Linked DNA regions of Homo sapiens: regions 1, 2, 3, 4, 5 and 7 are each linked to region 6. Evidence: chromatin contacts called from ENCODE Hi-C or POLR2A ChIA-PET data. All regions are on one chromosome and are shown on one strand. The core of a region is the stretch at or near the end of the contact, and the rest is flanking DNA. Distances in the headings are between cores, read along the strand shown.

Evidence for each region. A loop is a pair of places that touch in the nucleus more often than their neighbours do. ChIA-PET counts read pairs that join two places held with the same protein, here RNA polymerase II (POLR2A). Pooled maps may share reads with other maps.
Region 1: a map with no recorded cell type shows a loop between it and region 6 (10-fold over the local background). The contact joins the promoter of EIF4B here to the promoter of PYM1 in region 6. A Hi-C loop is called at or near these places in 2 of 37 single-sample maps with no recorded cell type and 5 of 50 pooled maps. POLR2A ChIA-PET finds 5 or more read pairs at or near these places in 1 of 52 experiments (activated B cell).
Region 2: a loop to region 6 is called in a pooled map, with 19 times the contacts of the local background. The contact joins the promoter of TARBP2 here to the promoter of PYM1 in region 6. A Hi-C loop is called at or near these places in 7 of 50 pooled maps.
Region 3: a pooled map shows a loop between it and region 6 (8-fold over the local background). The contact joins the promoter of ITGB7 here to the promoter of PYM1 in region 6. A Hi-C loop is called at or near these places in 1 of 168 maps with a recorded cell type or tissue (OCI-LY7) and 4 of 50 pooled maps. POLR2A ChIA-PET finds 5 or more read pairs at or near these places in 1 of 52 experiments (naive thymus-derived CD4-positive, alpha-beta T cell).
Region 4: a pooled map shows a loop between it and region 6 (16-fold over the local background). The contact joins the promoter of SP1 here to the promoter of PYM1 in region 6. A Hi-C loop is called at or near these places in 2 of 37 single-sample maps with no recorded cell type and 6 of 50 pooled maps.
Region 5: a loop to region 6 is called in a pooled map, with 18 times the contacts of the local background. The contact joins the promoter of AAAS here to the promoter of PYM1 in region 6. A Hi-C loop is called at or near these places in 8 of 50 pooled maps. POLR2A ChIA-PET finds 5 or more read pairs at or near these places in 2 of 52 experiments (OCI-LY7 and activated T-cell).
Region 7: a map of naive thymus-derived CD4-positive, alpha-beta T cell shows a loop between it and region 6 (14-fold over the local background). The contact joins the promoter of ATF7-NPFF here to the promoter of PYM1 in region 6. A Hi-C loop is called at or near these places in 1 of 168 maps with a recorded cell type or tissue (naive thymus-derived CD4-positive, alpha-beta T cell), 1 of 37 single-sample maps with no recorded cell type and 6 of 50 pooled maps.

What each region holds. Positions count from the first base shown.
Region 1 is chr12:53,004,645-53,007,786 of GRCh38, reverse strand. It overlaps EIF4B (eukaryotic translation initiation factor 4B), which reads right to left and starts at 1,331. Exons shown (of 15, transcript NM_001417.7): 1 at 1,291-1,331. The coding sequence starts at 1,303. RefSeq lists enhancers at 473-1,216, 1,217-1,960.
Region 2 is chr12:53,499,465-53,502,680 of GRCh38, reverse strand. TARBP2 (TARBP2 subunit of RISC loading complex) reads right to left here and starts at 1,398. Exons shown (of 9, transcript NM_134323.2): 1 at 1,220-1,398; 2 at 497-666. The coding sequence starts at 1,272. It also overlaps a transcript of MAP3K12 not described here. RefSeq lists an enhancer at 1,464-1,763 and a silencer at 2,857-3,106.
Region 3 is chr12:53,205,349-53,208,585 of GRCh38, reverse strand. ITGB7 (integrin subunit beta 7) reads left to right here and starts at 1,335. Exons shown (of 16, transcript NM_000889.3): 1 at 1,335-1,384. RefSeq lists an enhancer at 3,206-3,237.
Region 4 is chr12:53,378,617-53,381,596 of GRCh38, reverse strand. It overlaps SP1 (Sp1 transcription factor), which reads right to left and starts at 1,421. Exons shown (of 6, transcript NM_138473.3): 1 at 1,299-1,421. The coding sequence starts at 1,305. RefSeq lists enhancers at 1-647, 1,498-1,792, 1,625-1,924, 1,828-2,328 and a silencer at 755-1,384.
Region 5 is chr12:53,320,229-53,323,077 of GRCh38, reverse strand. AAAS (aladin WD repeat nucleoporin) reads left to right here and starts at 1,468. Exons shown (of 16, transcript NM_015665.6): 1 at 1,468-1,735; 2 at 2,386-2,513. The coding sequence starts at 1,613. RefSeq lists enhancers at 1,302-1,351, 1,432-1,621, 2,840-2,849.
Region 6 is chr12:55,926,130-55,929,304 of GRCh38, reverse strand. PYM1 (PYM1 exon junction complex associated factor) reads left to right here and starts at 1,411. Exons shown (of 3, transcript NM_032345.3): 1 at 1,411-1,580. The coding sequence starts at 1,544. It also overlaps a transcript of DGKA not described here. RefSeq lists enhancers at 1,140-1,720, 1,800-1,969, 2,010-2,229, 1,721-2,301 and a silencer at 2,320-2,469.
Region 7 is chr12:53,624,777-53,627,639 of GRCh38, reverse strand. It overlaps ATF7-NPFF (ATF7-NPFF readthrough), which reads left to right and starts at 1,258. Exons shown (of 15, transcript NR_159377.1): 1 at 1,258-1,361. It overlaps ATF7 (activating transcription factor 7), which reads left to right and starts at 1,258. Exons shown (of 12, transcript NM_006856.3): 1 at 1,258-1,361. RefSeq lists an enhancer at 1,332-1,401.

The sequences.
Region 1 (3,142 bases), core at 82-2,581, 2.9 Mb after region 6:
TCAAATTTCTCAACATTTTCCAAAGCCAACCAAAACCCTTAGCTTCTTTGTAATAGAGACGATGAATTACTAGGTAAGAAATGAGCACCCAGAGATAGAAGTTCAAATAATGTTTTGAAGAATGCAAGGTCATGCCAGAGAAAACAAACTATATTCCTCAAACTAAAATCAATGCTACAAGATGTTGGGTCATCACTGCTTTTATAAGCCCATTAGAAATGTAATTAGACTTGCAAGGCACTGATACTCCCCTCCAAGGTTGTCTAAAGAAGTAAGCAACTCCAGCCATTAGTAAGCACTATTTTAAAAGTACCTGCTGGTAGTTGCACAGTTACCTTAAAAAAAAAAAAAAAAAAAAAAAAAAAAGGCTGAAATCTACCATTGGAGCTATCCAAATTCAACCAACATGGAAGCGCCGGAAGCGAAACCTGATCCTGGCATATAGCTGCGCTGAGTAAAAAATGCCTCCAATTGAGTATGAGAAAAAAGCCTAGAAGGAAATCTAGGTGCACACCGGTGCTTCTCCAACACGTGGGCGCACCTAACTGGATTCCCCACCCCCATCTAACGCCAATAGCACCAACCTCCAAGGCTAACACACACACCCTTAGAAGAATACAGGCACAGGGCCCACACTCTAGAAAGGGAAGAGACAACCTAAAAGGACATAAGTGCGCAACACAGGCGCGTTAAAAAGCTTCCCATCTGGGTTCTAGCGCACGCATTGAAGGCGCGCCCGTCTCTACTACCCTCGTGTCTCCTACCGCGCACGCGCACCGCTGCCTTCCCCCGCCCCTCCACCAACTCGCGCTCGCGTTCCAACTGCTCCCCCCCACCACACTTACTCCCCTACCCCCCACTCCGGTCCGCTACAGCCTCGCGCCTTGGAGACGTAGTCTAATGTGCACTCGTCCGCGCAGCAACCGCCTCCTTCCTTCCTCCACGCCTTCACGCGGGCACGGTGATTCACGTCTACGAAAAGGCCTCGCACCACCCGCACACCTTTCTGCGCCTCCTTCCCCAATTCAAGCCAGAGTCTACCATTACTGCCTATTCCAATCTCGCGCAGAAAGGGTGAAAAGAGTGTGAGGGGGAGGGGAAGGTGTCCTTCCCCTCCCCCCCAAACATCCAGAGGCAGTAACCTAACAGGGCCACGCCGCCAGCCTGCCGCAGCCCTCAATTCAGAAAGGAACCAGTGCCAGCAATTCCCCGACTTCAGGAAATCAGTGGATCACGCTCGGAGGGGGGTTTCAGAGCCCAGTCCTTGGCCGCGCTCGGCTGCTCGCTCACCTGAGGCCGCCATGTTGGGAGAGGGAAAGAGAACGCAAAAGACCCGGATGAGGCAATCACGTGATTATAGCGGGCGCGTCGAGCTAGGAGACGCGAAGCTGGGAGGGGGCGGGGAGGTGAGGACGGAGACAGGAGGCGGGGCGGCGCTGCTCTAGGTTCGTAAAGCTGCGCGGCGAGGTGGCACGCCGTCCGACGGGAAGACATGCGCGACATGTGGCCAAAGGGGCGGGGCCTGGGTTGTCGCGAAACCCCTCACGCTTTACGTAGGGCTACACGCGAGCGCGGGGCTGGAGCTGAGTCCTGGCCGGCCTCCTGACGCACAGACTTCCTGCCGGAAGAGTGGCGGGAAGGGCGGGGCTTCGCTGCTGCTTCTGCTTACTCTGCACGGAGCCGGTGATGGGTGTGGCGAAATGGATGTGCTGAAAGGGAAGATTCTGAGTTTAATGTACTTTTTTGAGACGGAGTTTCGCTCCTGTTGTCCGGGCTGGAGTGCAATGGCGTGCGCGACCTCGGCTCATTGCAACCCCCGCCTCTCGGGTTCAGGCGATTCACCTGCCTCAGCCTCTGGAGTAGCTGGGATTACAGGCGCCCACCACCATTCGCTGCTAGTTTTTTGTATTTTTAGTAGAAACGGGATATTTCACCATATTGGCCATGCTGGTCTTGAACTCCTGGTCTCAGGCTATCCACCCGCCTCGGCCTCCCAAAGTGCTGGATTATAGGCGTGAGCCACCGCGCCCGGCCTAGTTTTTAAAAGCCACATCAGAAATCACTGATTTTATTTTTATTTATTTTTATTTTTTGAGACGGGGTCTCGCCCTGTCTCCCAAGCTGGAGTGCAGTGGCGCGATCTCGGCTCACTGCAGCCTCAACCTCCGGGGCTCAAGCAGTTCTTCCACCTCAGCCTCCTGAGTAGCTGGGACCACAGGCGAGTGCCTCCAGGACCAGCTAATTAAAAAAAAGTCTTTGTGTGGAGACAGAGTGGCGGGCTTGGGGGGGGCGGTGTGTCTCCCTGTGTCGCCTGGGCTGGTCTCGAACTCCTGGACTCAAGCATTCCTCCCTCCGAGGCCTCCCACAGTGCCGGGATTACAGGCATCAACCACTGTTTGTTTTCAAATTACTTTTTGTAAAGGCAAAACAAATCGAACGTCTTGTGTAAGAATGGTTTTAATGAGGCATATTTAGACGGAATAAGAAGGTAACAAATGCTGAACACTTAATTGTCATGGGCTTTTACCTCATTTAATGGTCCAATTTGCTGACTAGGTTTAGTCCAACTTAGGCCTTTAGGATTTCTGAGACTAGGGCTATTCATGCTTCCCCTAGCTGATGTTCCATTTCATTCATTAAATGAAAATTTTTGTTTCCCACCGTGTGCCAGGCACAGACACTTGCGGGTACAACATGGAATAGAACTGTCCCAAAAGAGGTTATATTCTAGTGGGGGAAGGACAGATAATAAGCAACTAATAAAATATTACAACAAGTATTCTGTGAGTAATTAAAACAAGGTGGTGTAATAAGTTATTAGGTGCAACTTTAGATTGCCTGTCAGAGTAGACCTCTGAGGAAGTGACATTCAGACAGAGGTCTAAATTACAAGCTGCCATCCCTGGGAATGTCTTCTGAAGAGGTTTAGGAGAAGACAGGATGCGCAGTTGGGTTTGCTGCAATATGGTGAGGGCAGGGGAGGGAGGAGTGGTACAGGATGAATCTTGAGAGAGAGGGGCTGGATCATGTGAGGCTGATCATGTGAGGGGATTGGGAAAGTGTGGAATGATTTAAGGCAGAGAAATGTCATGAGTTGAAATAAAATTTTAAAAAGGATTACTTAGTATCCTGATGTGAGTGG
Region 2 (3,216 bases), core at 149-2,648, 2.4 Mb after region 6:
ACTCTGCCACATACTAGGCATGTGACCATGCACCAGCCATTTACTATCTCAAACACTCAGTTTCCTCATATTCAACATGGGCGGGCGGGGGGAGGAGTCGGGGGGGCGGATACTACCACCTACAATCATTGGTTAGACTGAGGTTTAAAATTAAACGGGAATTTGGTTAAGCACCGGGAACAGAGCCCAGCACGCCAGGCACTCACTCCCCCAAATACTCCACTGGGATTTCAGTTATCTTCTCTTACTTTTCCTCTAGGGTGATGGGGATCTGCCAGATCACTGTGGGAGTCCTGCTCGCTCCTCTAACTCTCCCACGTCCTACCCACCTTCTTACAGCCCTGTTCTCCCAATCCAGTCAGTAGCTTTTCCCCTGAAATCTCTCCTTCCCTCACTGGCCTTGGAGAAAAGGACTGTGAAGAGAGAGACTCCAAGAAACAAAGCCATGGGGACCTGCAAATGCACACCCCAGCCAGGCTGCCCAAGCCTTCCTCACCAGTGCAGCTGGTGTCGCCAACGGTGACCCGGAAGGTGAAATTAGGCTGGTGGGCTTGGCCCTCGGCTTTGAGAAGGTCGTACACAGGCGTCTTCCCTATTCTGGTCCCATACTCCTGCAGAAGGCTGATCGGGGTCTTGCCTGGGTTGGCGGCCAGCATTTGCTCTATACTGGGGGAAGGGGCACAGACCCACATCACACCTCCCCTCTCTGCACCCACCTAGCCAAGCACTTCCATACCAGACCTAGGCACATTATGGGGGACATAGGGTCCAAGGAACCCCAGACAGTCTAGCATCCATTGGCTGGGTTCCAAGTGGAGGTGCAGGCTGGAAAAGTAGGGCCCACTACCCCAAAGCAAGGGGGGAAGAATGCATTGCTCCTGCCTCAGTTAAGGTGGGCACGATCCTGTGCCCCAATGCAGGTTGAAAGTGCATACCCCCTGACACAGTGCAAGCCAGGAACCCAGTACCCACCAAATGCACTGAATGTGGGGGCATAAAGCCCAGTGTTCCAGTGCAGTCTGGGAACCGGGCCAACCCCAAACTATTTAGAGCTGGAGGCAGCAGCCACTGCCCCGGTGCACGCCGGGAACCACTGCCCACTGCCCCAGTGCTTGCCGGGAACAACCCTCAGGCCAGGTGCATGCTGGGGCCGCGCCGCTACTCCCTCCGCACGGCCCCACGCTTTTCGCCCTGAAGGAATCGGTACGAGACGGCTCACCTAGGCAGCCCGCAGCCCGTGGTAGTGCCGGAGCCTTGCTCCTCTTCACTCATTCCCTCCTCCGTCCCCGCGGGCGCCACCGTGACTGCAGCCTCCACGCGCCCCAATACACAGCCGACGAGCTAGGGCCGGGGCCAAGCCCGGAGTCGCGGCCGGTAGGGCCCGCCGCGGGGCACGCTGGGATATGGAGTCCCCCGCCCACCCTACTTCGTGAGCCTCCATCTGGAGGGGAGCTATCCGCCCCACAACCCTCTGCGTGCGTGGCTCGCCCGGGCAGGCTGCACCGCCTTCTGGGAGGAGCGGGCCCTCCGCCGTCGCTTCTCGAGAAGGCCGTATTTTTTTGTTTGTAATACCGTCCCGCCTCCTTCCTTCCGCGCCCCCTCTCTCCCGGTCCGTGAAGCTGTGGACATGCGTACTAGCGGAGGGGAAGCCGCTGGGTAGGGAGGCGGTAAGGACTCACTTGGGCACGGAGCCTTTTGGATCGCGAGAAAACTACAGAACCCAAGAGCCCGCGCGCCATCTGTGTCGCAGCTGGAGAGGCAGGGTCAAGCACGCACGAGAAGCTTCATGGCGTCATTGGTTACTCCCATTGCGATTACTTCCCCTAGGTGCACTGAGATTGGTTACTTCGACTAAAGGGGCGGAGACAAGGAAAAGTCAGCCCCCCCCGACCCCGCCTCCTTGATGAAGGAAGGTTGTGATTGGTCCGGAGAGGCTGCCGTCGGATCCTGGCTCTTTGCGGTCTGGGAGGGTGGGCCTTACCTAGACGCCGGAGGGGACCGATCTCTGTTTCCGCAGGGCTCTGGAGCTGGTGCAGGTTTAAGTCCGTCTCAGACAGTCCCCTCAACCCACAGCCTAAGCCCCTTGCCCTTGGGCCTCCGTGACACAGAACTTGCTTCCTTTTCCTAGGTCGTCCTTCACCTCCCTTCAGGTGTTGCTTCTTTTGTGAAACCTTTTTAGAACCGCTCTAGTGAACCTCTCTTTAACTGGCGAGGAAACCTCTGGGGCCTGATAATCAGGCTGTAATGTGGGACGACAGGATTAGAAGGACTAGGCACCTTGGTGGTCTTGTTCCCTCTTCCATGAGTCTTGGGTCTCTCAGCTGAAGAGAGCAAAAGTGAATTTTGGCCGCCTAAGATTAATCAACTGATCTGGGTGTTGAGCAGACGCGCATTGTTTAGTCCTAGAGCCCCATTGCCTCCTCCCCCAAAGTTGCACAACCACTGGGCTGAGGGAAATCTTGTGACCTTGGAGAGAGAAAGGGAGAGACCACATTAAAAAAAAAAAAGGTTCTAATGAGTGTTCTGAGAAGGGGTCAAGAAAGATGTCTTACTCTGAGCCGGGGTTGGAGGTCCAGAGGAATCTTGAAATGATAATGAGGGGTCATCCAGGAACACTGGAGGAGGATGGGGCCTAGAGCCGAGTGAATTCCAAGTGGGTGAAATTGGAGTGAGTGGTGACAATCAAGGGAAGGAGAGCTGGCAAGATCGGTATGATAGGGGGAGCAATGCCAGAGCGCTAGGGATCCCAACTGAGGGGCTGCTCTCTCCGATGTAGAAAGGAGTCTATAAGACGGGTCATAGGGGGTTCCTGTGGAATCAGCCTGAGGCCTGAGGTGGGACCTCCATAGGACACCGCCAGCAGGGAGGCGCGGGGCCCAGGCGGGCCAGGTACGAGCCTGGAGCGCGCCGGATGGCAGCAGCGGGCTCCTTTAAGAGGCCGGCGGCTCCATCGCAGCATCCCCCGCTCAGGGCGTGTCCGTCCCGGGGGGCCAGGGGCGGGGGCCCTGGAAGGAGCGGGAGTTCAAGCCGAGCAGGGACGGGGCTAGGGGTCGGGGGGTGGGGGCAGAAAGCTGAAGCTGACACCCGTGCATCCGGACACCGCACGAGCATCGCCTGTGACAGCGCCCCGGGTCCGGTGGAGGGCAGCGGGGGGAGGAGGGAAGGAGGAGGAGAAGGAGGAGGAGGCGGGAGCAGCATCCGGAGCGGAGCTGCAGC
Region 3 (3,237 bases), core at 86-2,585, 2.7 Mb after region 6:
TGCTCTGAGCCTGGCCCTATGCCTCTCTCTTCCAAGTTTCCAGTTGTGTGGACCTTGAATTTCTCAAAGCCTCTTCACTTCTCACCTCTGCTACTTCTCATCCCTACTAATTCTCTTATCAAGCCCTTACTTAGTATGTGCCAGGTAGTCTTGTAGGCAATTGATATGAATTATCTCTTTTAATTCTCACGACAATCCTGTGAGTCTTGCTGGACAGATGAGAAAACAGCTGCAGGCAGGTTTAAGTAACTCAGCTAAGCTCCTTACTACTAGTAAGTAGTAGAGCCAGGATTTGAACTCTAGCAACTTGGCTCCAGAGCCTATGTAGTCAAGCACACTTATATAATGTATCCTGGGTTTTCAAAATGAACAAGTCTGTAATTTCTGGCCTCTCTACAGTACTTACTGCCCCTATTCCCTCCTATCATGTTCCTTCCTATATAAGTAAATGGAGAGATCATGAATTTTGGAGGCAGGCAGACCTGGATTTAAATCCCAGACCAGCCGAGTGTGCCTGTAATCCCAGCTACTCAGGAGGCCAAAGTGGGAGGATTGCTTGAGTCCAGGAGTTACAGACCAGCCTGGGCAACACAGCAAGACCCTGTCTCAAAAATAAAAAACAGGCTGGGCATGGTGGCCCACACCTGTAATCCCAGCACTTTGGGAGGCCGAGGTGGGCAGATCAATTGAGGTCAAGAGTTTGAGACCAGCCTGGCCAACATGGTGAAACCCCGTCTCTATTAAGAATATAAAACGTTGCTGGGCATGGTAGTGCACCCCTGTAATCCCAGCTATTCGGGAGGCTGAGGCAGGAGAATCGCTTGAACCTGGGAGGCGGAGTTTGCAGTGAGCTGAGATTGTGCCATGGGACAGTGAGCTGAGATTGTGCCTGGGAAACAGAGCAAGACCCTGTCTCAAAAGTTAAATTAAATTAAAATAAAAAAAATAAAATAATAAAAATTTAAAATAAAAATCTTTTTTCTTTTTTTTTTTTAAATCCTAGACTAGCTACTTACTAGCTGTGGGACCTTGGGCAAAATTCTTTATTTCCTGCTTCCAAGCCTCAATCTCTGCATCTGTAAAATTGGGGCTTGGGGGAATATTAACCCCTATCTTATGAGATTGTTGTGAGGGTTAATTGTAATATGTTACGTTCAACACATGACAGGGGTTCAATAAATGGGCTTCTTTCTTCCAGATCTCTGTATTGTCCACTCCCTTGGCTCAGCCCCACCCCTATCTGCACCACCTTCTAGATCAGTCACCCCCACCAACCCCAAATCTTCCCCACCCTGGGGAGTGTCACTTCCTCCTCTGCCGTCTCCCAGATCAGTACACAAAGGCTGCTGCTGCCGCCAGAGGAAGGACTGCTCTGCACGCACCTGTGAGTACCAGGGCACCAGCCCTTCTGCCTCCTCTCCTTACAAGCTCTGGCCCACCTGGTCCCAACCTCTTGGGAAGAGGGCTCTGACCTGGATACCGAGGGTCCTGTCCAGACTTGAGAAAGGCTCTGAACTCCTTTCTGCATTCCTAAGATCCCCTGACCTGGTTCCCTCCTCCAGTTTCACAGTACCCCCACCTCCACCTCTCCAAAAGCCCAATCTCTCCTGCATCAGTTTCCCATGAGTGGGTCTGGAGGCAGGGATGTATATGAGTGCTGTCATCTGAGTGCCTGCCATGTGCCAAGGACTATACCGAAGTAGGGCAGGTATACCGATTATACTGAGGGAGGGTTCTTCCAACATCACCCCCAGCTGCTATCCCTAATGCTCTGCCTTCAGCTCAGACTTCTTCCTAATCGGCACCTTGGTCACAGACTCCACTGTCCTGGGACACTGAGGCCCAGCAGCTCAGTTCCGTCCCCTCCTTGTGACTCCCAGTGGGCAGCAGAGGGTTCTGCTTGATTTGGAAGGTAGGGATGGGTTTGGAAGAGGCTCTGTTTCTCAGCTGCTGAGGGGGGTCACAGGGTGTGTACTGGAGTCAGAATGGAGTCCAGAAAAATGGAAATAACCACTTGGTCCCAGAGAGAGAAGGGAAGACTGCAGAATACCCCTAAGGAAAGAGAAATGGGATTAGGCAGAGCCCACCAGGGCTAGTGGGGAGAGAACACAACTTTTGATGGAGATAGTGCCTGGGTTGGAGGGAGGAAAGGAGAAAGCACAGCAGAGGCCTGGCCCTGCCCTGTCCTGCCCTGCCCCTAGTTCACTGGGTGACCCTGGCCTCATGGAATTTAGGTTTCCATTTGTAAAAAGAGTGGGATGGAGTAGTAGATTCAGCCATTCTATAGTTAGGAACAGAGGGGAAAAGGAAGTAAAATAGCCCTATGAAGAAGTGGAGCAGAGAAAAGCAGCAGAGAGATGCAATAGAAGTTTTGAAATGAAAGGAGCCAGAGAGAGACAGAGAAGCAGACAGAGAAATAGGTGGCAGAACATGTATTCTCAAGGAGGGGAGAAGAGAGGATAATTGGAAAGAAAGGTAGGAAAGGGCTGTCCAGGAAGTCCCAGGGCCCCCTTTAAGGGGAGATGAGTGGGCCTAAGGTCTCTGAAAAACCTATGCGGCAGCCGGGGCTCCACTTGTGAGAGATGAGTCAAAACCCGGCTTTGGGTTGCAGCATCTCCAGCCTCCCTGACCACAGGCATGCAGAGCAAGCAGGGCTGAGGTTACGCTGAGGCTGAGCTGGGACTGGCCTCTCCCCGAGGGGTGGAGGCTCCGTTATATATGGCGCCTGAGGTCACAGGTGGTGGGGAGCAGGACCAGGACATTCAAGGACTCAACACCCCACCCCTTTCCCACACTCTGTGCAGAGTATCTGGACCTGACTCTGGGCCCAGGCTGAAGAAGATGCAAATGGTTTATGACAAGGAGTTAGTTGGCCTTTCTCATACATTGCTGATGGGAATGTGGACCAGTACAAGTCCTGAAGAGTTTATGTTGGCAATACCCACCTATATATATATATTTCTTAGCATGAGAATGTAGATGAAATACACACCAGTATTACAAATGATACCTATCTAGTTATCCTGCACGTCCTCTGCTAGGGATTTATCCTACAGATTCAGTTGCAGACGTGTGAAATGATAAATACATGACATTTGGCTGGGGGTGATGGCTCACGCCTGTAATCACGGCAATTTGGGAGGCCGAGGCAGGTGGGTCGCTTGAGCTCAGGAGTTCTAGACCAGCCTGGGCAACATGGGGAAGCCCCATCTCTGCAAAATAATACAAAAATAATTA
Region 4 (2,980 bases), core at 172-2,671, 2.5 Mb after region 6:
ATAAAAGGAGGCTATGATGAAATAGCAATGACTAACAGGAAGGCGAAAGCCACCAGTATAAAGAAAATGGATTGGAGGGCAGAGGGGAGCTGCAGGGCATGCAGGACATGAACTAGGTTCAATGTGCCAAAAGTGGGCCTTAATTCTCCCTTGTACAAAATTAAACTAAGAAAACATTCAAAAAGTGCTTTGGGGATAGGAAATGTGAAGGACGGTAGGCATGGTGAGAGTTTCTAAATAAGAAAAAGTATCCTAAGGGAAAAAAAGGAAAAGGACAGGTAAGGCATAAAACAACATGTGGGTGCATGGAAAGCTTGCTAAAATTAAGTTTAAAAGAGATGGAGAGGCCAGGCGCGGTGGTCACGCCTGTAATCCCATTACTTTGGGAGGCGGAGGCAGGCAGATCACCTGGGGTCGGGAGTTTTGAGACCAGCCTGACCAACATGGAGAAACCCTGTCTCTACTAAAAATACAAAATTAGCCGGGTGTGGTGGCGCATGCCTGTAATTCCAGCTACTCCCGGAGGCTGAGGCAGGAGAATCGCCTGAATCCGGGAGGCAGAGGTTGCAGTGAGCCGAGATCGCACCATTGCATTCCAGTCTGGGTAACAAGAGCGAAAACTCCGTCTCAAAAAAAAAAAAAAAAAAAAAGACAAACAAAAATCCAAGTGTGAAAAGTAACGAGAGGGGAAAAAGAAGTAAAAAGTGTGAGTAGAAAAACATTTGTGAATACTGCTAAGGAACTAAAGGGATCTACAGGTTAGTAGTCAGAAGGTTTCGGGGCGGAGGGCGGGCCCTGAGGGAAAGGGCGGTTTCGGGGTGAGGGGCGTGGAAAGGGCGGGACGGTGGGGGGCGGGGGGGAAGGGAAATCTACGGAAAGTGGGGGGAGGAGGGCCTTGGAGCAGGCGGCGACCAGAGGGCGGACCAGGCAGGCGGTTGGCCCGGGCGGGGCCTTCGCTGCTCGGGCCGCCCCCGCGGCTCCAGCCCCCGGCGGGAGGAGCCTCAGGCGGGCGGCCGAGTAGTGGGGGGTAAGGCCCGTCCCCCGTGGCCGGGGCGGGCAGGGGGCGGGCGAGGCCACGCTGCCCCCTCCCCCGGGGCGGGCGGCCCATCCCCCTCCTCCTCGGAGGCCCCGCCACTGCCCCGTCTCCCTCCCTTCCCTCCGCCCCGGGCGGGACCTAGGCCGCCGCCGCCGCCGCCTCCCGCCCGCCCCCGCTTCACGGCGGGGATCGCCCGGTCGGCCCTCGCGCGCGCCCCCTCACTCGCCTCCCACCCCTAAGCTTGGAGTGGACTCATCCTTACCGCTCATGGTGGCAGCTGAGGGACAAGCTCAAGGGGGTCCTGTCCGGGGGGGTTGGGGGGGGCCGGGAAAAACGCGGACGCTGACGAGGCAAGCGAACCCGGACCGGACAGGGAGGGGGGGGTAAGGAGGAGGGAGCAGCGCGCCACAAGCCCAACCTAGGCCCCGCCCCTTCTCTGCTGCCCCGCCCAATGAGGGAGGGGGAAAGGAGGGACTTGCAGAAGAAAGACGGTGGAATTATCCAATGGCAAGACTCGCTTGCTCTCCAAGGCGTGTGAGACTAAGTTGCGTGCCTGGTGTCCGCCTAAAAAGACCGCCCTCTCAGTGTTAAAAGCCAATGAAGGATGCAGGAAGTGAAGATGGGCGGGAGCTGGAGATGATTGGCTTGGAAGGAAACCAGTCAACCGGCAGGCGGGCTCCCTGAGACGTAGGGATAGGCAAAGCTTTGATAGGAATGACAGAACAACGGCCAACCAGAATCCGGGATATGCTTGGGCAAAATCCTAGTGGGCGGAGAGGTAAGAAGTAGGCAGGAATAGGAGAGGATGAAGCTGATTAAAACCAATCAGAAATCAGGCGGGCAGCCAGGAACGTTATGATTGGAGTTAGACTGAAAAGAGACAGGAAAGGACGCATATTGACGTGAACTAAAAGCCAATTAAACGCCGAATTAACTGAGGGCGGAAACTTGGAGTGGCAGAGGAGAATTGGCGGCTCCCTCAGTTATTCAATCCAATGAGGGGACGAAGTAGGCCTGGCACCGCCTCCTAGTTAGCCAATGGGCGTTACTGGAGCTGCCCATCATGAGGGAGGGAAGAGGGCTATGCCAAGAGGAGACCGTCGCCATATTGGCCCTCCTCAGGGGACGTTGTTACAGTCATTAGGTGGGACGCTTTAGCGGAGTCCTGCAGCTCAACAGGTGTCAGAGCCAAGGCATTCGGCGCGCAGTTCCGCATCAACACTAGGACTTGTTTGCGTCTTCATTTAACTGCCCCTATAAAGTACCTCTCAAATCTTACCCCCCTCCCGGGTGGTCGGACAGGCGGGCAGATGCCTCAATGTCGCTGCAAGCCCTGGGAATGCAGGCGGGACGAGATCTGGTGACAGCACTCACCGAATAAGTTAATACTGAGCTGACCAATATGCAGAGTCTCCGTGAGACTCCAGAAAACGCGATTTTATTAAGTTCCCCCAGACAAAGGCGCTAACCACTTAAACGACTGGTTAACTTTTCAAGCCTTGAGGCTAAAGTGCGGATAAGTCACTTCCATTTTTTCCCCCTTAATAGTAAATACCGCCTATGCATAAAGCAAGATAGCTGAGCTCCAGCTTTTTGCAATCACGAAGGTTAAGAAACTTTACTGCAGGCACCTGGATTTCTGGCCTCCTCTTTATCCGTGTTTTGGTGGAGCCGGCCTTAATAGCTTGTCAATGACACGATGAGGTCATGTCCTTCAGTATTTGTATCTTATATGTTGTCACCTGCTTATATGTTCTTATGTTTTAAAATGTGAATTCTCCTAAACTATTTTAAGCCCTTTGAAGGTAAGAACTGAGGCCTCTGCTGCTTTAAACAGGTAAAAAGGTGAAGTGATTGCTGACTGCCTACCGTGTTAGGTGCCTAAGTCAGGGAGGCAGTTAGTATTCCATGTCATCCTTAAAAGGAAGATTTTATTAAGTATCA
Region 5 (2,849 bases), core at 219-2,718, 2.6 Mb after region 6:
CTCTCTGGCTTGCTTGACAGGGTCTCGCTCTTTGACCCAGGCTGGAGTGCAGTGGTGCTATCTTGGATCATTGTAGTCTGGATTCTCCTATCTCAGCCTTCTGAGTAGCTGGACTAAAGACGCTTGCCACCACCACGCTGGCTAACTTTTGAATTTTTTGTAGATACAGGGTCTTGCTATTTTGCCCAAGCTGGTCTTGAACTCCTGGGCTCAAGAGATCAGCCTCGGCCTCCCAAAGTGCTGGGATTACAGGTGTGAGCTACCACACCCAGCCTTACTTTTATTCTTAAGTGAGAATAACTGGTTTGGGTGTATCTAGGTCCAATCTCTCTGTGACTCACTTTCCTCATGGTGACAGAACAGCACCCACCTTATGGGGTTGTAAAGATTATAAAAGCACTTATCGTAACAAGTGCTCAGGAAATAGTTTTGCAGCCCGGCAAGGTGGCTCAGGCCTGTAATCCCAGCAATTTGGGAGGCCAAAGCAGGCAGATCACTTGAGGTCAGGAGTTTGAGACCAGCCTGGCCAACATGGTAAAACCTCGTCTCTACTAAAAATACAAACTTAGCTGGGCGTGGTGAAGCATGCCTGTAATCCCAGCTACTCCAGAGGTTGAGGCAGGATAATCGCTTGAACCGGGGAGGCAGAGGTTGCAGTGAGCTGAGATAGCACCACTGCCTTCATCCTGGGCAATAGAGCGAGACCCTGTCTCTCAAAAAAATAAAATAAAATAAAGTTTTCCTTTTTGAGACGAAGTTTCCCTCTTGTTACCCAGGCTGGAGTGCAATGGTGCGATCTTGGCTCACTGCAACCTCCCCCTCCGGAGTTCAAGAGATTCTCCTGCCTCAGCCTCCCGATTAGCTGGGATTACAGGTGCCCGCCACCACGCCCGACTAATTTTTGTATTTTTAGTATAGATGGGGTTTTCAGCATGTTGGCCAGGCTAGTCTGCGAACTCCTTTCAGATGATCCACCCACCTCGACCTCCCAAAGTGCTGGGATTACAGGCGTGAGCCACCGCGCCTGGCAGGAAATGTTAGTTTTCCAACCGTCCCCACCTCCCTTTCCAGGACGCCTAACCGTGTGGGTGCAGCACTGTTCCTCCTCTCTGAGGCTTTTCCCTCAGCTTTCCAGCCAGCTGCCTGTGACATAGCCTGTATTTTCCTCTGGGTGATCCACAGGCCTGGGAGGATTAATTTGGTACTTCCCTGAATGTGGCTTATTTCGGGCTTTCTAAGCGCTAAGATAGTGAGTGGGAGAAGGTGTTCGGGAATTCGGAGCTGGGAAAAACAGTAGTCTCATGGAAAACAACAGAAAAAAACCCCACTCCAGCCTGGTAACCAACGGTTGGCCGGGGGACGTGTCCGCGCTGCTCCCCCTCCGGCCGCCAGGGGGCGCAGGAAGAAGCTTTGGAGGTCTGTCCCGGGACCGCGTACTCGTCCTTCTTTCCCGTTAGTCTTTTCTTCACTTCCGTTGAGTTCCGCCTCGCCGTTTGTCCCTTGCGGTACCCGTCCGCATACGAATCTAGCCCGGGAACCGAGTTGCGGGAGTGCGGTCTGTGCCGTTCCGGCCAGGAGTTTGCCGACTGCAGACGTCCTGCGAACCGGCAAGATGTGCTCTCTGGGGTTGTTCCCTCCTCCACCGCCTCGGGGTCAAGTCACCCTATATGAGCACAATAACGAGCTGGTGACGGGCAGTAGCTATGAGAGCCCGCCCCCCGACTTCCGGGGCCAGGTGGCCAGGGCGAGGAGGGAGGGGACCTACAGGCATGGGGGCGGAGTCGGGGACTACTGGGGAAAGGAGGCAGTGTGACAGGGGCAGGGTCACAGAGTCTGGCGGAGTGGAAACAGCTTGGCCCCGGCAGGAGGCTAGAAGGGCTGGAATCTGTTTTAGGACTGGGATTGGAGTATAACGGGGGAACGGTTAAGGAGCTGTGGAGGAGGCCTAGAGGGAATGGAGAGAATGAGGGAGAATCTAGGGAGTGTGAGGATGCGGGAGAACTATCTAAAAGTTGGGGACAGTATCTGGGGAGGATCAGAAGGATACAACATGGAACTTTTTTCCATGGTGTTCCTGGGAAGGACAAGGAAGGGAAACTGACATTTATTGAGCGTTTGCTATGTAAGAAAGAGGCTGAGTCAGGTGTTTTCTAAAAATGTCATATGGTTTCATAATCACAGCAACCCTATGAAATATTATTCTAGTTGCACAGATACGGGAGCTAAGACTTGTTTCCCATTCTCACAAGTGTTAGCTTTGTGGAAATGGGAAACAGACCTCTGGAATCTCTTATACTTAGCCCAGCGGTGGGTTGGAGATGGCACGGAATTAAAGATTTGGGAAGAGACTGAATCACCGTCACACTCCTCACTTTTGTGCTATAGTGGATCAATCTTCCTGTCCTACAACTGACAAAGGATCCCCTAAAGACCCCTGGAAGGCTGGACCATGGCACAAGAACTGCCTTCATCCATCACCGGGAGCAAGTGTGGAAGAGATGCATCAACATTTGGTGAGGCATGGCAAAGGGTTTCCTGGGTCACAGTCTGCAGATCCTGGAAAATGAGTCAACACCCCTTTACCTTGGGGTGTTCTTCAAAAGACTTTTATTCAGGCTGTCTCCACGAGAGCTGTATATCCTAAATCATATGAAATTTTTAGTCCTTATTATAGAACTCAAATGCTCAATAAATGTCAGGTTCCCTTCCTTGCCCTTCCCAGGAACACTATGGAAAAAGTACTTCCATTTCATCTCTAGTAACTTGCCTTGCTTTCTGGCTTGATTAGGTGAACCTGCTCCCTGCCCCCACCTCATGGCATTACCACTTCTGAGCTTTTACCTGAAGCT
Region 6 (3,175 bases), core at 162-2,661:
CACTCTCACGTCTAATCATAACAAGGTTAAGGACAAGATGTTAGACCCTGCAGGGCTGAAGTACAATCGGTGAAAAGAGAGCAAGGGTTTAAGACCACAGTGTCACAACACTTGCAATAACAGTGTATCGTATGCAAATACTTTTTATTTATTTATTTTGAGACTGAGTCTTGCTCTATAATACAAGCTGGAGTGCAGTGGCACGATCTTGGCTCACTGCAACCTCCACCTCCCAGGTTCATTCCTCAGCCTCCCGAGTAGCTGGGATTACAGGCACTCGCCACCACACCCGGCTAATTTTTGTATTTTTAGTAGAGATGGGATTTCACCATGTTGGCCATGGCTGGTCTCGAACTCCTGACCTCAAGTGATCTGCCCACCTGGGCCTCCCAAAGTGCTGGGATTACAGGCATGAGACACCGCACCCGGCCTGGAAATACTTTTTAAATGAGCCCCACCCCCAGACATTCTGAATTGGCCTCTAGTGGAAGTCACAGACATGGAGGATGGGAAGGAAGGCAAGCTGCGGCCCCCAGAAAACTTCTGAGGCCTAATTTGTCTTATAAAGGTCCTAGTCAGCCATTGCTCAGTTTTTTAGTTTTTTTTTTTTTTTTTTTTTTTTTTTTTTGAGACGGGGTCCCACTCTGTCGTCCAAGCTGGAGTGCAGTGGAGCGATCTTGGCTCACTGCAACCTCCGCCTCCCAGATTCAAGAAATTCTCTGCCTCAGCCTCCCGAGTAGCTGAGATTACAGGCACCCGCCACCACGCCCGGCTAATTTTTTTGTATTTTTAGTAGAGACGGGGTTTCGCCATCTTGGCCAGGTTGGTCTTGAACTCCGGACCTCGTGATCCACCCGCCTTGGCCTCCCAAAGTGCTGGGATTACAGGCGTGAGCAACCGCGCCTGGGTTTTGTTTTGTTTTTTAAATGGGACATGCTGCCTAGTGTTGGAGGTAGTCACCAATACTTACCTCCTGCCTCCTCCCTGGTTCCAGGGGTACTGCTGGACATTAAACTAAGCCAAAGTGGGGATATAAGCAGGAAGGTAAAAGGGTTGATAAGGAAAAAGCTATATGAGGGTGGAGGAGGGCAGAGTTGACACCTGAGGAGAGGAACCTGCAGCCGGGCTCCTCTCAGGCTGTAGGGGAAACAAGTTTAACAGGACTTAGCCCTGAAGGAACAACAGTTGCTGAAATGGGCGGCGGAGGGAGACCATATGGGTTCGTCTGCAGAATAGGGAGGTACGGCGCAGGGCAGGACTACAAATGGAGTGACACTACGGGACCGGATTATTGGCGAGTTGCCCCGCTTTAGATCCTCAGCGGTTGGACGAGTTTAATTAGAATACTAAGTAGGTCCGCCCAGAAGCTTTCACCCTGCCCTCTGACCCTAGGGCCCAGCCCGAGGAGGCACTCAGGGTTAGGAGGTCTGGGCGAGAAGCAACTAGGGCCCTCATCACTTCGCCGCCGAATCCCCGGCGCCGCCCAGCGGGGCAGAGCCAGGCCAGGGCCGCCCGCCCAACCTGGTCCGCTGCCTCTTCGGCCATGGAAGCTGCCGGCAGCCCTGCGGCTACGGAGACAGGTGACCGACCCGCGGCGCCCTCCGCCTTGCACGCCCCTCCCGCGGGTCTCTGGTGGTTGAGTGGGTTGGCCGACAGCAATCGGCACACGAATTCGACCTCCCCACCTTCTTAGGGTTAGATAGGGTCTCCAACCGTCCCTAGAAACACTTGTGCGCCCCAGTGCGTTCCTGGAGTTTGTCTGCTCCACGTCACCAAGCCGCTCTGAGATCTGGGTGCAGGCCAGAGCCTGGATATTCTTCCTTTCTTCATTTATAAGGCCCCCTTTTTGGGTGCAGGTGGGCCTTGCGCCCTTTTCCCTCGCAGGTCCTGGACGTACGAGGAGTTCCTGGGGATGAGAGGGACTGTGCCTCGGAACTTCTCTTGGCTCCCTGAGGACTGTTTTACAGGCAGCAAGCGCTCAGTAATGGTATCGGTGGCAGTAAAAAGCCCACGGCTTTATTTTATTAACTATTTCAGCTTCTCCACTCTTCCTCCTCCTCCACCTCCGCCCATGAAATGGTGCACTCTCCCTTTAAGACTAAGATGGTGGCTTGCTACGATCGGGACTCCACTTCCGGTGGGGAGGGGGGCGGGACCCCAGCCCGCTCACGCCGGAAGTGGTTTGCGTTTTCAAGATGGCGACTCCCTATGTTACTGACGAGACCGGCGGTGAGTGCGGGAGGCGCGGAGCCGCTTCTCTCCGGGCTCTCGGGGCAGGGGTTCGGACTTGGAAAGGGGTCTGTGCCCCGCCCATCCCGGGGCCCCTCCTTTGCCCCGCCCCCCGGACCGCCTTCCCCATTCATTCTCTCCTACGGGGTGTCTCCTGCGCCCCCTTCTGGTCTCGTGTTTGGGGTCTCTGCTTCCGGTCACCCAAACCCTGGGGTCCTTCAGTGCTGGTCCCTGCTTCAGGACCCTCACGGGCCCTTAGCTTTTCTCCAGCAGTTGGACCACTCATATCTCTTTTAGGTTCTTCAGGCTTGGGGGCTTCTACACTCTCATTTCCCTCCAGTTCCTGCCCTCCTTCTTTTCCCCTCCCCCATCTCAGCTATACTTGGTTTCTGCCCTACCCCAGTCCCGTTTTCATTATTTTTCTCGAAGCTTTATTTGCTGAAGACCTCCTCGTTTCTACATAGTACCTTTTCCTCTCCCGTATCTTCATTTGTTGGGTCACTGAGGTTTAGAGGTGTGAAGGGAAGAGGACCCTAATACAACTTTCAGCTTGAGTTTTCTCCCTGATGGAGCCACCCTTCGCTACCTTCTCCCGTGATGGTGATAGAAATTGAGGGGTCTAAGGTGGGAAAAGGCAAACAGGAAAGTATCTAGTGGCTTTTCTCCGAAGCCCTTTGACAAGTGAATAAAACCCACTATTCCTTCTGGCTAGAGAAGAATTTGCAGCCTGGCTGGCCGAGATGCTGAAGTGTCTGCTGTGTATGTAAGGTGTATGTGTTGGAAACGGAGAATCACAGCTTTTATCATGGTTTTGTCCCTTCCTAATGGCCTCATCTTTAGGAAAATATGCATAGTAGTAATAGCTACTCAATGATGATCAAATAATATATGTAAAAGCAATTTATAAAATACTGTGCAAGTGCAAAGTGTTTCTGTTTTTGTAGCC
Region 7 (2,863 bases), core at 9-2,508, 2.3 Mb after region 6:
TTAAGAAAATTATTTATTTTATTTATTTATCGAGACAGGGTTTCACTCTGTTGTCCAGGCTGGAGTGCAGTGGCCTGATGTGGGCTCACTGCCACCTCAACCTCCTGGGCTCAAGCGATCTTCCCACTTAGCCCCCCGAATAGCTACTACAGGTGCAGGCCACCATGCCCGGCTAATTTTATATTTTTTCGTAGAGCTGAGTTTTCGCCATGTTGCCCAGGCTGGTCTCAAATTCCTGGGCTCAGGCGATCCTCTTGCCTCGGCCTAGCAGTGTTGGGATTACAGACGTGAGCCACTGCACCCAGCCTGTTTTTTGTTTTTCTTTTTTCTTTTCCTGGTTTGTCTTGAACAAGACATATAAATGTAAGACTATAGACTTTGCATTTGATATTTCCCCCGAAATCTTCCCAGGTCATAATTCAACTCCTGGTGTGTTACTTCCTCAAAGAGGTCTTCTCTCAAACACTAGGAGTAAAGCTTCTTCCCCACTCCTAGTCACCTTCTGTCTCACTATCCTGAAGCGCTTTTCACTATTTGAAATATTTGTGTTTATTGGCTTTTTAACTGTCTCCCCTTCCTCACTCAAATATAAATTCTACCTGGGTTGGTAACTCCTTAACCCCATGCTTAGAACAATGCTTTGCACGGGGGGTATAGCTCAGGGATAGAGCATTCGACTGCAGAACAATGCTTTGCATGTAGTATGCCCTACGTTTTGTGAAAATATTTGCTGAATAATATAGTGATTTTAAAAAATCCCCAAGCAGTTTCATGTATCTCATTTGATCATTACAACTATTTGAATAAAATGAGATTGTTAGTCCCATTGTACAGAGACTCAGAGAAGGTTTTCACCCAAGGCAATAGGGCTAGTAAAATGGTAGTGTTAGAATTGCTGTGCGGGTGGATTGCTTTGTCCGTACATGGACTTCATTTCTAGCGCTAAGGGTATTTTAAATTACTTTGCCGTTAAGGAAGCGATGACTCTGAAAGATAGTAGTAACCACCACTACAGGCACCTGTAAAGATCCTCTCTCCTTTTTCCTTTCTTTCTCCCGCTAGATTCTGCAGCCGAACACGTGTGACCTGTGTGGACAGTACTCGCTCAGTCTCCCTCCCCAGCCCTGCCCACAGTAAGCCCGGCCCCTTCTTTTCCCGGAGCCCCCGCCTCTCGGCCGCTTTCCAACTCAGCCCCCACGGATCTCGCCCTTCCCCCGCGGACCCATGACTTCTCGCGAGAGTTGAGCGCGCCTGGCCGGACGGGAGGAAAGTATCCGTTCCGCCAAGGGGGGAAAGGAGGAGCTGGAGACAGATTGTAGGACCGAGCGCGGGCAGGCGGGAGGCAACGGAGCTACCAGCCGGTAAGTCCTTTTAACATTAGCTAGTCCATGATCTGACGGGAGTCTCCCTTTCAACTCTGGCCAGTCCCAGCGTTCCAGGCTGGGGTCTCCCCTCCCAGTCTGTGTTGGACGGGGGCGCTGAGGCGGTGGCCGGGCCCTGTCTGAGGAAGAGGGTGGGGCATAGGCCAAAGCCGACCAATGGGAGAGAAGGAAGCCTCGATTGGCGGCGATGAGCGCTAATGGGAGATCGCTTTTACGTTGCCGAGCGCCGCCCTTCTCTCCCTACTCCCGCCTCCTTCCTTTGGGGGGAAGGCGGGGCCAGAGGCTTGAAGTGTGGGGAGAACTTGGTGTAAGTAGCCCCGGGGGGCACAGGGCGTGGCAAGGAGAGGGGAATTGAATCCTGAGGGAAGGGTAGTCTAGTGGAGCCTAATGGAAGGATCATGGGATGGGGTGGAATGGGAGAAAGAGGAGGGATACTAAACTAAGTTAGAAACCCAGGGCTTCCCAAAGAGTGGGATTAGGAGCTTGGAATTGGAAAAGGGTAATAGGAAGGAGGTAGGAATGAGTAGATGAGAACAAAGATCTTGATCTGGTGACACAACACCCCGTTGGGTTTGGCAGAAAAGATAGATGGGGTGGATTATTGGAAATGAGGGTCATGGCATTTTGATTGAATTAATTAAAAGAACATCAGGGACATGATATCAGAGAGAAAGTATGGATTTGGAGAAAATTAAGTGAATTAATTTAAGAGGACAGTATGGGTGAGCTGAGTCGCCATAAGGCATGGCTTCTGGAAGGATATGAGCCTTGAGAGCGATAAGAGGTGTTTGGGAAGGAGATGGCTGATATACACATGTCTTTAGCCTAGGTATCAGGTGGTTGGGATATTGATTTAGGGCTTCTGGTGGATATGGCACCCAGACTGGTGACCAGCCTCCAAGATGCTGGGATGGGGGTTGAGAAGGAGAAAAATAGAACGCTTTCATCGCTTCTCTGATTTTCCTTCTCCCTCTCTTCTATTACCCAAACTCTTCCCAGACACCAGGATGTGGTCTTGGGACTTAAGCAGTCCAAGTTGGAGCCCCATAGGGACTTAATATGTTGCTCTGAATTGCTTGTTATGTTCTCTGACTGGGGTGTTTACAACCCAGGGCACCTCCTACCCAGATTCCCGCGTTGCTACTTTCCTAACTTTAAAAGTTTGTTTTCTGCTTAACAGAGGGTGTTTTAGTATCTCTGAGGGTCATGTCATATTAAGTACAGGTGTGTAGGGGGTGTGCAGAGTTTTCTCAGCAAGCTCACATGAGTCCTGTGTTTAAAAATTTTGCAGTAGTGTAATTCTTGTAGCGATATCAGTCTTTATGGGCATTCTAAGCAGAAATATACTAAAATGAAGTTTGTTTTGTTAAATGTGGCTTCCCCAGTCATTCTCGAAGAGTTGTCGAATGGGTGGTTGCAGTTTGTTTTAGTTAACTTACATAATGTGTTTTTAAATAGTGTAAATAAAATAGACATGTTAT